2 separate regions of the Homo sapiens genome follow, and region 2 is linked to region 1. The links are chromatin contacts, found by Hi-C or POLR2A ChIA-PET in ENCODE. All regions are on one chromosome and are shown on one strand. Each heading gives the region's core, a stretch centred on a gene start or an enhancer-like site at or near the end of the contact. The rest is flanking DNA. Distances are from core to core; before and after follow the strand shown. Region 1 has its middle 44 kb from the start of LINC00691. Region 2 holds the start of THRB-AS2 (THRB antisense RNA 2).

Region 1 (5,472 bases), core at 798-3,297:
CCAAGAGACAGGTCCAAGAGAAAAAAGCAGACAATAGAAACAGAACAACAGATGACCCAGATATTATAGTTATTAGGTATGGGCCTTAAAATAATAAAAATAGGCCAGGCGTGGTGGCTTACGCCTGTAATCCTGGCACTTTGGGAGGCTGAGGTGGGTAGATCACCTGAGGTCAGCAGTTTGAGACCAGCCTGGCCAACATGGTGAAAACCCCAGCTCTACTAAAAATACAAAACAAATTTAGTGTCATGTGCCTGTAATCCAGCTACTCGGGTGGCTGAGGCACGAGAATTGCTTGAACCTGTGAGGTGGAGGTTACAATGAGCTGAGATTGCGCCACTGCACTCCAGCCTGGGTGACAGAGCGAGACTCTGTCTCAAAGTAAAATAAAATAAAATAAAATAGCCGGGGACATCTGTCCCACTCTAACCATCCTTTAATCCTGCATCTCCAAGAAATACAATAAACACTTCCAGCTCTTTCTTCTGGTGTTTACCTCCAGTATATTTTAGCATATCTCAAATATCATATCTCGTATATCATTTGAGCATATTTCAAATGATATGCTTATGCTGATATCCCTGGATTCATCCATTTAGACATTATCTATTAACTTCCTATTATGGTTAATAATATCTTGATTCTCTCACAACTTTCCTGCCTTGCAAATCTCTTCTATACATCCTCACTCCTTTCCTTCCCCCCATACAATATAGTTACAGCCAATATATGGTTAATTCAAACTCTCCAATGAATTTATAAAGCCGCTATCAATACTATTTTCCACATGGTCAGAAACATATATGGTTAACTATAAGTTCCATTTTATTTTCTCTAGAAACATCCCTCCTAAAGTCTTCCATATCCTCCTGCTTCAAAGTGGACTGATTGCTCTCTAACACTACCGCACAGCTATCATTTTGGGACCTCATTATTTGTAAAACTAGGAATTCCTTTATTAATATGCTGTGTTGAACCCCACATTTCCTGGCTCCCATGTCTTAATTTGCTCCTTTGTTTCGATGTGCCTTCTTAAGAAAGTATACATTTGAAATTTGAAATAAAATGCTTGGGATGCTGCATGTCTGAAGGTGACATTATTCTCTTCTCACACTTGATTGAGTGGTTCTTCTGTGCATAGAATTCTCATTAGAAAATTGCTTCCCTCAGAATTTAGAGGGAAAATTCCCTCCTCATTGTCTTCTAATTTCCCATGTGTTGTTTGAAATATCTGAAATCTTATTCCAAACTCTTTATGTGTGACCTATTTTTCAATATCTGAAAGCTTCTAGAATCTTCTCTCTATAAGATTTTAAAATGATGCACCTCAGAAAAGAATATTTTTAAATTTATATGGAGACATAAGTCCTTCAGTTCTGAGAAATTGTCTTGAATTATTTCTTTGTTAAGTTTCTTCCCATTGAAACTCTTAGCAAATTTTTATTATCAATTTCTGGATCTCCTGTAATGAACTTTAACTTGTTTACCTGTAGAACAAATCAACTTGCTTCTCCTAGTTTTTAACAAAATTGAGTTTTTATGTCCATTTCTTATTCTCTGTTTCTTTGATGTGATTTGAGAGAGAAGATGGAGCTGGGACATTTTACTCTGCTCTCTTTAAACTGGGCAGCACTATATTGCTTTTTATTGTTTATAGAGCCACAAAAGCAAAAAAAAGTTTCATTTAAACTTCCAGTGTGTGGTTCAACGATAGACGTTACAAGGGAAAACTACCACCATACATCAACAGCTGAGGAAATTCTGTCACAAACACAGTTGAATATTGTCCAATCCTTCAAAAATCTTCCATTTCTCTTTAATTGAGAGAAAATCTAAGAGAATGTTTTAAGGGAAATATTAATTTTTCTACTGAATTGGAATATCAGACACTATTTTTAAGCTACTGCAGCACTGAGATTAGACACATTTATCAAAAGTTACGGCCCACACTCAAGACAGCCTGGAGGGGGAGAGCTGTTGGAAATCCTTTCAACTCAGTCTGACTGACCAAGGCGAATGTGGTTGGGGCACATTTTTCATGCAGGGACTCAGCAGTGTTACTAAACACAGCCACTTCATGCTGGGACACAGTACTTTACAAAGCTACGTAGAAGCCAAAAGCACTTCTACTTTGAAAATGTTTCAAAAGCACTAAAGGAAATTTTCTTAACCACTAAATAGAAGTGTTAGAACCTTTTATTCCTTTCACCTCATTTTCTAAGTTCTAATTTACTTGGAGGGTATTGGAGAAAGAACTCTTCAAATTCTTTCAATGTGTTTAAATGGCTTTAAAGTAATTAGCTTTTAAGACTTTCTACTCTGAAGCAACAGAATATGTTATTATGCTTCATTTATCCAGAATCCTTGAAGAACGAAGGATCCCACATAAGTTAAAAACTACATGGGATGCTACTTTAGGTCTCACCGCCCCCCCACTCCGCCCCCCGCCCCAACACACACACACTCAAGTTTTAATCCATTTGAATGAATGTCTTTGGAGCAGAGGGTCCTGATAAACACCAGGGTATTACTAGGTGCAGGCTGAAACTCACAGGCAACAGGCAAGAAATGCACACATTTACTGTTCACTCAACAGCACATGGTGAGGCCCCAGTGGGCCAAGCACAGCTGGACACAACTTGCATCTGTGCTACAGGAGGTAGCTTCAGATCTCTACTATTTTCCCTTTTTTAGAGGAAGAATAGAACTGTCTCATAATCAGGACACACTGTCTGAGTTTGGGTGCCACCTTTGCAAAGGAGTGCCAGGATCACCAGATGCCCAGCTCTGGAGGCCTTGTGGGAAGCTGTGCTCACATCCAGCACCTTCTACTACGAGGAGAGGAAGCCCCAGATCCAGAGAGCATAATGCCAGAAAACCTGCGGGGGCATGTGGGCTTATTCAGGAAGAAATCTTGGTTCTCCACAGTCTTTCTAAAATGACATAATTTTTTTGTTGCCTTCTTATTTACAGTATGTTATGCCTTTGGGATTTGTACCTGTTTCTGTACTATTTGTATCTTCTCCCTTGCTGTCACTGACCATTTCTCAACTTGGGATGTCAGACTTCAAATCCTCTGGCTTGTAATCTACTAGGGACTCAGAAAACAAAATAACCAGGAATGCTGAGGTTGCATATAAAATATGTATACATGGCTTCTTGTGAGGACATGTAAGGCAGCCCTGTAACAAAGGACATGCTCCATTGGATCTGGTACTATCCCTCCAGACCAGTGGTTCTTAAAGTATAGCCCAGAGGCCCCTGAGGGTCCCTGAAACTCTTTTACAGGGTTCATAAAGGCACAACTGTTTTCATAATAATATTAAAACATGACTTACCGTTTTTACCTTCATTCTCTCAAGAATGTAAGTGGATACAGCCGGGTGCCCCTCTTAGGTGAAGCTTCCAGAGGAAGGATCAGGCAGCAACATTTGCTGTTCTGCAATATTTGCTGTTCTGCAGCCTCCACTGGTGATACCCAGACAAACGGTCTGGAGTGGACCTCCAGCAAACTCCAACAGACCTGCGGCTGAGGGTCCTGTCTGTTAGAAGGAAAACTAACAAACAGAAAGGACATCCACACCAAAAACCCATCTGTATGCAACCATCATCAAAGACCAAAGGTAGATAAAACCACAAAGATGGGAAAAAAACAGAGCAGAAAAACTGGAAAGCCTAAAAATGAGAGTGCCTCTCCTCCTCCAAAGGAACGCAGCTCTTCGCCAGCAACGGAACAAAGCTGGACAGAGAATGACTTTGACGAGTTGAGAGAAGAAGGCTTCAGATGATCAGTAATAACAAACTTCTCTGAGATAAAGGGGGATGTTCGAAACCATCACAAAGAAGCTAAAAACCTTGAAAAAAGTTAGACGAATAGCTAACTACAATAAACAGTGTAGAGAAGATCTTAAATGACCTGATGGAGCAGAAAACCATGGCACGAGAACTACGTGATGCGTGCACAAGCTTCAGTAGCCGATTTGATCCAGTGGAAGAAAGGGTATCAGTGACTGAAGATCAAATGAATGAAATGAAACGAGAAGAGAAGTTTAGAGAAAAAAGAGTAAAAAGAAACAAACAAAGCCTCCAAGAAATATGAGACTATGTGAAAAGATCAAATCTACGTCTGATTGGTGTACCTGAAAGTGATGGGGAGAATGGAACCAAGTTGGAAAACACTCTGCAGTGTATTATCCAGGAGAACTTCCCCAACCTAGCAAGGCAGGCCAACATTGAAATTCAGGAAACACAGAGTACGCCACAAAGACACTCCTCGAGAAGAACAACTCCAAGACACATAATTGTCAGATTCAACAAAGTTGAAATGAAGGAAAAAGTGTTAAGGGCAGCCAGAGAGAAAAGTCTGGTTACCCACAAAGGGAAGCCCATCAGACTAACAGCTGATCTCTCCGCAGAAACTCTACAAGCCAGAAGAGAATGGGGGCCAATATTCAACATTCTTAAAGAAAAGAATTTTCAACCCAGAATTTCATATCCAGCCAAACTAAGCTTCATAAGTGAAGGAGAAATAAAATACTTTACAGACAAGGAAATGCTGAGAGATTTTGTCACCACCAGGCCTGACTTACAAGAGCTCCTGAAGGAAGCACTAAACATGGAAAGGAACAACCAGTACCAACCACTGCAAAAACATGCCAAATTGTAAAGATCATCAATGCTAGGAAGAAACTGCATCAACTAACAAGCAAAATAACCAGCTAACATCATAATGACAAGATCAGATTCACACATAACAATATTAACCTTAAATGTAAATGGGCTCAATGCTCCAATTAAAAGACACAGACTGGCAAATTGGATAAAGAGTCAAGACCCATCAGTGATCTGTATTCAAGAGACCCATCTCATGTGCAGAGACACACATAGGCTCAAAATAAAGGGATGGAGGAAGATTTACCAAGAAAATGGAAAACAAAAAAAAGCAGGGTTTGCAATACTAGTCTCTGATGAAACACACTTTAAGCCAACAAAGATCAAAAGAGACAAAGAAGGTCATTACATAATGGTAAAGGGATCAATTCAACAAGAAGTTAACTATCCTAAATATATATGCACCCAATACAGGAGCACCCAGATTTATAAAGCAAATTCTTAGAGACCTACAAAGAGACTTAGACCCCCACACAATAATAATGGGAGACTTTAACACCCCACTGTCAACATGAGACAGATCAATGAGATAGAAAGTTAACAAGGATATCCAGGAATTGAACTCACCTCTGCACCAAGCGGACCTAACAGACATCTACAGAACTCTCCACCCCAAATCAACAGAATATACATTCATCTCAGCACCACATTGCACTTATTCCAAAATTGACCACATAGTTGGAAGTAAAGCACTCCTTAGCAAATGTAAAAGAACAGAAATTAAAACAAACTGTCTCTCAGACCACAGTGCAATCAAATTAGAACTCAGGATTAAGAACCTCATTCAAAACCGCTCAACTA
Region 2 (5,472 bases), core at 1,244-3,743, 91 kb before region 1:
TTCTCAGCCTCTTCCTTCTTCACATCCCAACCAATCCTGCCTCATTTTGATTGTTTGGTCTTATGTGAAGCTGTGTGATTCTATATATCACATAATTTATCAATGGTAAACCATTGATAGAGGGGAGAATGAACCTGCCCTCCTGAATCAGCATCTTGTGTCTGGGCATCCTCTCCACAGGAAGCTGAAGGAGCAAAGACAGGAGGGAAACAGGAGGCTTCTGCTTTTGTGCTTTTTAGCTTCCTGAGTCAAGGAATTTAAACTAATAAACTCATTGTCCACTAAAAAAGAGAGTTATCATAGTTGGATTTTCCTTTTTTCTTAATAAACAAAACCTCTGTCATTTCACACTATCCAGTGTTGTTGGATTGCATATCATAATATCACAAGTTTACCTAACTTTTTTAGGTGGCAAAATTCATTCTACTTAAAGTCAACTCTCCATTTTTAGAAAAAGACCAGCATATTACACTGGAGGGCTAGAAATTAAGAGACTGGGGTTTTAGTCCTGCCTGTAATTTCCAGTGAGACCCTGAGGAAGGCCAAACCTCTGCAGGCCTGTTTCTTCACCTTACAAGGACTTCGTCATCTCCCGGGACCTTTCCAGCTATAAAGTTTTCTGAATTCATTGCATGGTACTGTGATTCCAAAGTGGATCAAATCTTGTGAAAACAGGTTTTGAAATAAGCCTTGTTAAATAGATTGTGTTATCTAGAACTCACAGTGCTCAAATCCTGGCCTCTCTGCTTGAGTCACTGGCTCTACAGCCTTCCTGCCATTCCCACCTGCACAGCAAGTGATCACAGCTATCTTTCTTTCTTTCTTTCTTTCTTTCTTTCTTTCTTTTTTTTTTTTTGGCAGAATTTCGCTCTTGTCGCCCAGGCTGGAGTGCAGTGGCACAATCTCAGCTCACTGCAACCTCTGCCTCCTGGGTTCAAGTGATTATCTTGCCTCAGCCTCCTGAGTAGCTGGGATTACAGGTGCCTGTCACCATGCCCGGCTAATTATTTGTATTTTTAGTAGAGAGAGGGTTTTGCCATGTTGGCCAGGCTGGTCTTGAACTCCTGACCCCAGGTGATCCACCTGCCTGGGCCTCCCAAAGTGCTGGGATTATAGGTGTGAGCTATTTCTAAGGCATTCTGAAATCCTGGGCCTATGTTAACTCTATGAGTATAAAATTCTTACCGTTTGGTTTCACTAAGTCTTTACTGTTGTTACCTCTTCCTGGCAAGCCAATTTTGTCTCTGGCCTAGCAACCTTAGCTATAGTGTCTCTTTGACGTTAACATATTATTTTTTAATATTCCTTCTTTTATTTCCTTCACAGGGTACATCCCCAGTTACTTAGACAAGGACGAGCTCTGTGTAGTGTGTGGTGACAAAGCCACCGGGTATCACTACCGCTGTATCACGTGTGAAGGCTGCAAGGTAATTGCCCTGGGTCCACAAGCACAGAGCTTAGCCCAGCTCCAGTCCCCTCCCAGTCCTCTTCCAGAATGCAATGTTAAGTTTAAATTCAAATTAAAATCAAATTCTAACATCCATGGTCTGTGATCATCCAGGTGTCTGGTTGTGCTCTTCATTTTTGACATGTTCAAGAACTGAATTTTTTTCCCAAATCATAAATAACTAAATGAGTGTAATGTCTGGTTTCTTTACTTCTGCAAGTGTTTTTAAAACAGGAAGAGAATCAATAAAATAAAAAGAAATTAATAAAACTCTTACTTTGGGTTTAAAAAGCATAGGTCCTTTTTAACATGTTGTCATCCCGAGAAATGACTGTTTCTCTTCTTGTTTTATCTACAGTGTTGGAGGAGACAGAGTTTACTCTACCACAGGCTGTTTTCTGCTGTTAGTCTGAGTGAATATGCTCATTTTCAAGGGTTCCAATAGGGAATATCTTTGAGGCTACTTAGATTCAGTTATGTTCTGAAATTATCCAAGTTGGCTTTTCGCACAGCCTGCAGTGACTAAGTAGATTCTGGTCATCCATCGGCTAATTTTGTGCTGTACAGTCCTATCTGCAGGAAATACTTGACAAGAATATACCAGTGATCAGTCCATTCACTTCCTGAAACTGAACCTAAATTGGCCTACTTACAAGACTTCATCAACAAAATTCAGATAAGGTTTCTGGAAAATATCTTTTGGTCCAACAATCTAGCCTTGAAAATGAAATCTACCATAAAGGAAAAAGCTTGACCCAGTGCTGTATTTCGTGTCTGTTCAGCTAATGTTTCATAAATAAAGAAGTATTTAAAGTCAGGGAAGGACTTTTAAAATTGTTTACTTGTTAAATACCTTGTCTTTTTTACCTCTTATATTTAAAACTAAATTATCAAGATGTAAACCCTAAAGCAAAAATTGTATTAAATGTATAAAACATTTCACCTTCCCTCCTCTCTCATCCACCTTACCTCTTTTTCTCTTCTTCCGCTTCTCCAACTGCCCCGCTTTGTTCATACCCTTGCTCGTAAAGCCCCCAAATCAACATGTTAGCTCAGTTTCAAATTAAGGTGTTTTCCTTTTCCCTAGTGGAAGATTTTCCATGCAAATTCCCTATGTTTTTGTACGTGACATTAGGAAACATTTAGGAGAAGGCTGCTAAAAATGTTGAGATAATACATCCATTGGAAAGGGGTAATTTCTAAGGTTGCAAGACTTGCTTTTTGGAATGTGGTGTAACATGTTCTTATTTATCCAGACCCCTTTGATCTGGAATTCGTAGTCCTTTAACAAAGACTGGGCTAAAGGTTGCCATTACATCTATGAAAATAATGTCTTAGGGAATTTAATGAATCTAATTACAAGTAAGTTCTGGCTATTTATTAATTAGAGACTTGCAGACAGTCTCTTGAAAGTAGTTTTATTGGCTTGATTTGAAAGTAATAAAACTACATAACTTTAGGTACCTACTCTCATTCCAAAAGTTCGATAATTCAAACTAGACTTTTCTCTAAATTAGTCCCAATTCATAAGGCTTTCCCTACCTTAGTTGCAGCACTGAGATTCTTCTAAATCGGCGCATAATGGGAAATTTCGAATTCTGGGAGAGAGATCCTGATTCCATTTAATATGGAATTCAATTTAATACTTAATTCCCCAAAATGACTCTAAAGAGTGAATGTGCCTTACAGAGGACAATACGTTATTAGTGACTGACTTAAACAAAGAGAGAATTGAGCCTATTAACCTATATCCCTGCCTCACATATGTCTTCAGGATGATCAAGAAATCAACTAGCCTGTTTTCCCTAGATCACAGGATGTTTGGAGCCTGGATCAGCTGAGGTTTTCTTAAAAGAAGAAATCGTGTAGCAAAATCTAGATTTTTTTTCAGATTCTGTGACTTTGTCTCAGGTCAGAATCCTGTTTCTAGGGTTGCCTTCATTGTAAAATCAGAGAAGAGCCTTCCCAGGGTACTTGTGCGGATCACTTAATATAATGACAAAGCATCTTGGAAAAAGACAAACGAGTTTTTCAAGTGAAACACGGTTTTTAAGAGTGGTGAAAGATGAAAGGGTTAATTGTTTCCTATATCGTTTATTCAAACCTGTAATTTAAAAATATTTCTACCCCATACTTGCAATGTGTATGGAGAGAATCCTTTTTGCCAGTTTTCACCCTGAGAAGAGTGAAATCTTTTGGAGATGTCATGTCTGTTGTGATATCCAAGTTTTTACACATCTTTTGTAGAAAGGATATTGATACTGTCCCACAGCAAACTATTTTTAGAGAAAGAATCAAAGCTTTTCAACAGCTGCCTGAATAGTGAACTAGAAGAGTGAGTTATCTCCTTTTCACATTGATCAGTGAATCATCTCAAAGTACTAAAAAATGGATACAGTTCTTCTCAGAATACAAAGAAACATGTCTGATATTGATTTATAAAAGCAAGACCTCTTCTTACCAACAAATCATCAATGAAATATATGTCCTTATTTATTGCCCAGGGCATCTCTTTTGTCAGCTCATCTCTAAAAGGATTTTTTTAAAATAAGTAGACTGTTTTAAATGTCTTCAAGTCCACTTCCAAGAGTTAATTTCTGTTACTTTTTAAAATGAAGTGGTTCCTTATCATACATCAAAATATGCTTTAATTATAGCTTAAGAAAGGCCAACATTTTAAGAAGAAAATCAAGAAAAAACAAAAAAAAGAAAGGCCAACATCTTTAAAAGGATTTGGTCCATGAAGTGCCCAAGACAAGTCATCAGAGATAGGCCACAGAAAAGATGGCATAGTGTATAGTAGAGCTAGCTATCTCAACTCTTTTGTGGAAATAAGCAAAGTATAAATTATTTCATTCATCCCAATAAAAAGTGAACAGAGTGACTTTTTGGAGTGTCTGGTGTGTCACACCTCATTCTCTGCTTAGCGTGGTCTTACTGGTCAATGTACTCCTTGCCCTAAACCCACCCCTGAACATGAGTCAGCATCAGAGTATGAGGGAGACAAGGGTCTCCCCAACTTCAGATAGACTAACAATCTTCCTATCCTAGTAAGCCGTCAGCATTCTTACTGGATGTCTTGGACTTTGGTATTTCTACCTCTAGGAAATTATTGTTTCCTCCAGAAGGAGGCGTGCTACCCTACCCCTCCCCTCCCTGTCTGTGACATACATCTTCTTGCCAGGAATCTCTGGGTTTCTTTAGTTCTCCTTTGCCCTCCTTGGTCAGAGGGTAGCAGAGAGAAAAGCTAGGTTTGCAGGGAAACTTGTTTTTCACTCTCATGGCATGCTCTGACATTCATGCTTTGGCAAGATTTGCCCACCCTGCACACCCAGGAAATCATTGCCAACATCTCCAACAACTGCCCTGCGTGTGAATGAGTGAATCTTGTAACAGTGTATGAACATCACTGAAATTAATGGACTCAAGTGCTTAGGAACACAGAACCCAAATATAATATTGACAGTTTTCTGTTAGAACTTGAACAATGGAAATGATAAGGGATTTGCATATACGCCCCAAAATCAAGTCTGTTAGTCTCAGTTATTCCTGATGTTTTTCTATTTTATTCTGCTTTGCCCAATATAAAATCCTACCTCGGGCATTTTCATAATAAGAAAGAGCTTTTGTGTCTGAAGGAGGAATATGCAATAGGGTATACGTATATAATCAAAGCCAAAGAACATTAACCGGGATCATAAAAATTTGGGCTGAATCTAGATCAACTGATATTTCCCACCATTTATCTAGCAAAGTTAGAGGACCCCTTTAGGCCTTAGCAGAAGACATCCATCAAAACTTGTTTTGCCACCAGGAACAGTGGCTCATGCCTGTAATCCCAGCACTTTGGGAGGCGGAGGCAGACGGATCACTTGAGGCCAGGTGTTGGAGACCAGCCTGGCCAATATGGCAAAAACGCATCTCTACTAAAAATACAAAAATTAGCCAGGCGTGGTGGCTCACGCCTATAATCCCAGCACTTTGGGAGGCCAAGGAGGACGGATCACTGAAGGCCAGGAGTTCGA

What was found. A loop is a pair of places that touch in the nucleus more often than their neighbours do. ChIA-PET counts read pairs that join two places held with the same protein, here RNA polymerase II (POLR2A). Pooled maps may share reads with other maps.
Region 2: a loop to region 1 is called in a map of PC-9, with 2.0 times the contacts of the local background. The contact joins the promoter of THRB-AS2 here to the enhancer-like site in region 1. A Hi-C loop is called at or near these places in 2 of 168 maps with a recorded cell type or tissue (PC-3 and PC-9) and 2 of 50 pooled maps. POLR2A ChIA-PET finds 5 or more read pairs at or near these places in 1 of 52 experiments (BJ).

What each region holds. Positions count from the first base shown.
Region 1 is chr3:24,056,791-24,062,262 of GRCh38, reverse strand. No RefSeq gene overlaps it. Among named protein-coding and RNA genes, the nearest start is that of LINC00691, 44 kb to the left of the region's middle. Within about 2 kb of position 2,047, at least 6 of the 41 ENCODE cell types and tissues checked have a DNase peak (open chromatin) inside an H3K27ac peak, as active enhancers do.
Region 2 is chr3:24,148,345-24,153,816 of GRCh38, reverse strand. It overlaps THRB-AS2 (THRB antisense RNA 2), which reads right to left and starts at 2,493. Exons shown (of 4, transcript NR_121667.1): 1 at 2,417-2,493. It overlaps THRB (thyroid hormone receptor beta), which reads left to right. Exons shown (of 11, transcript NM_001354712.2): 6 at 1,327-1,427. RefSeq lists a silencer at 603-803.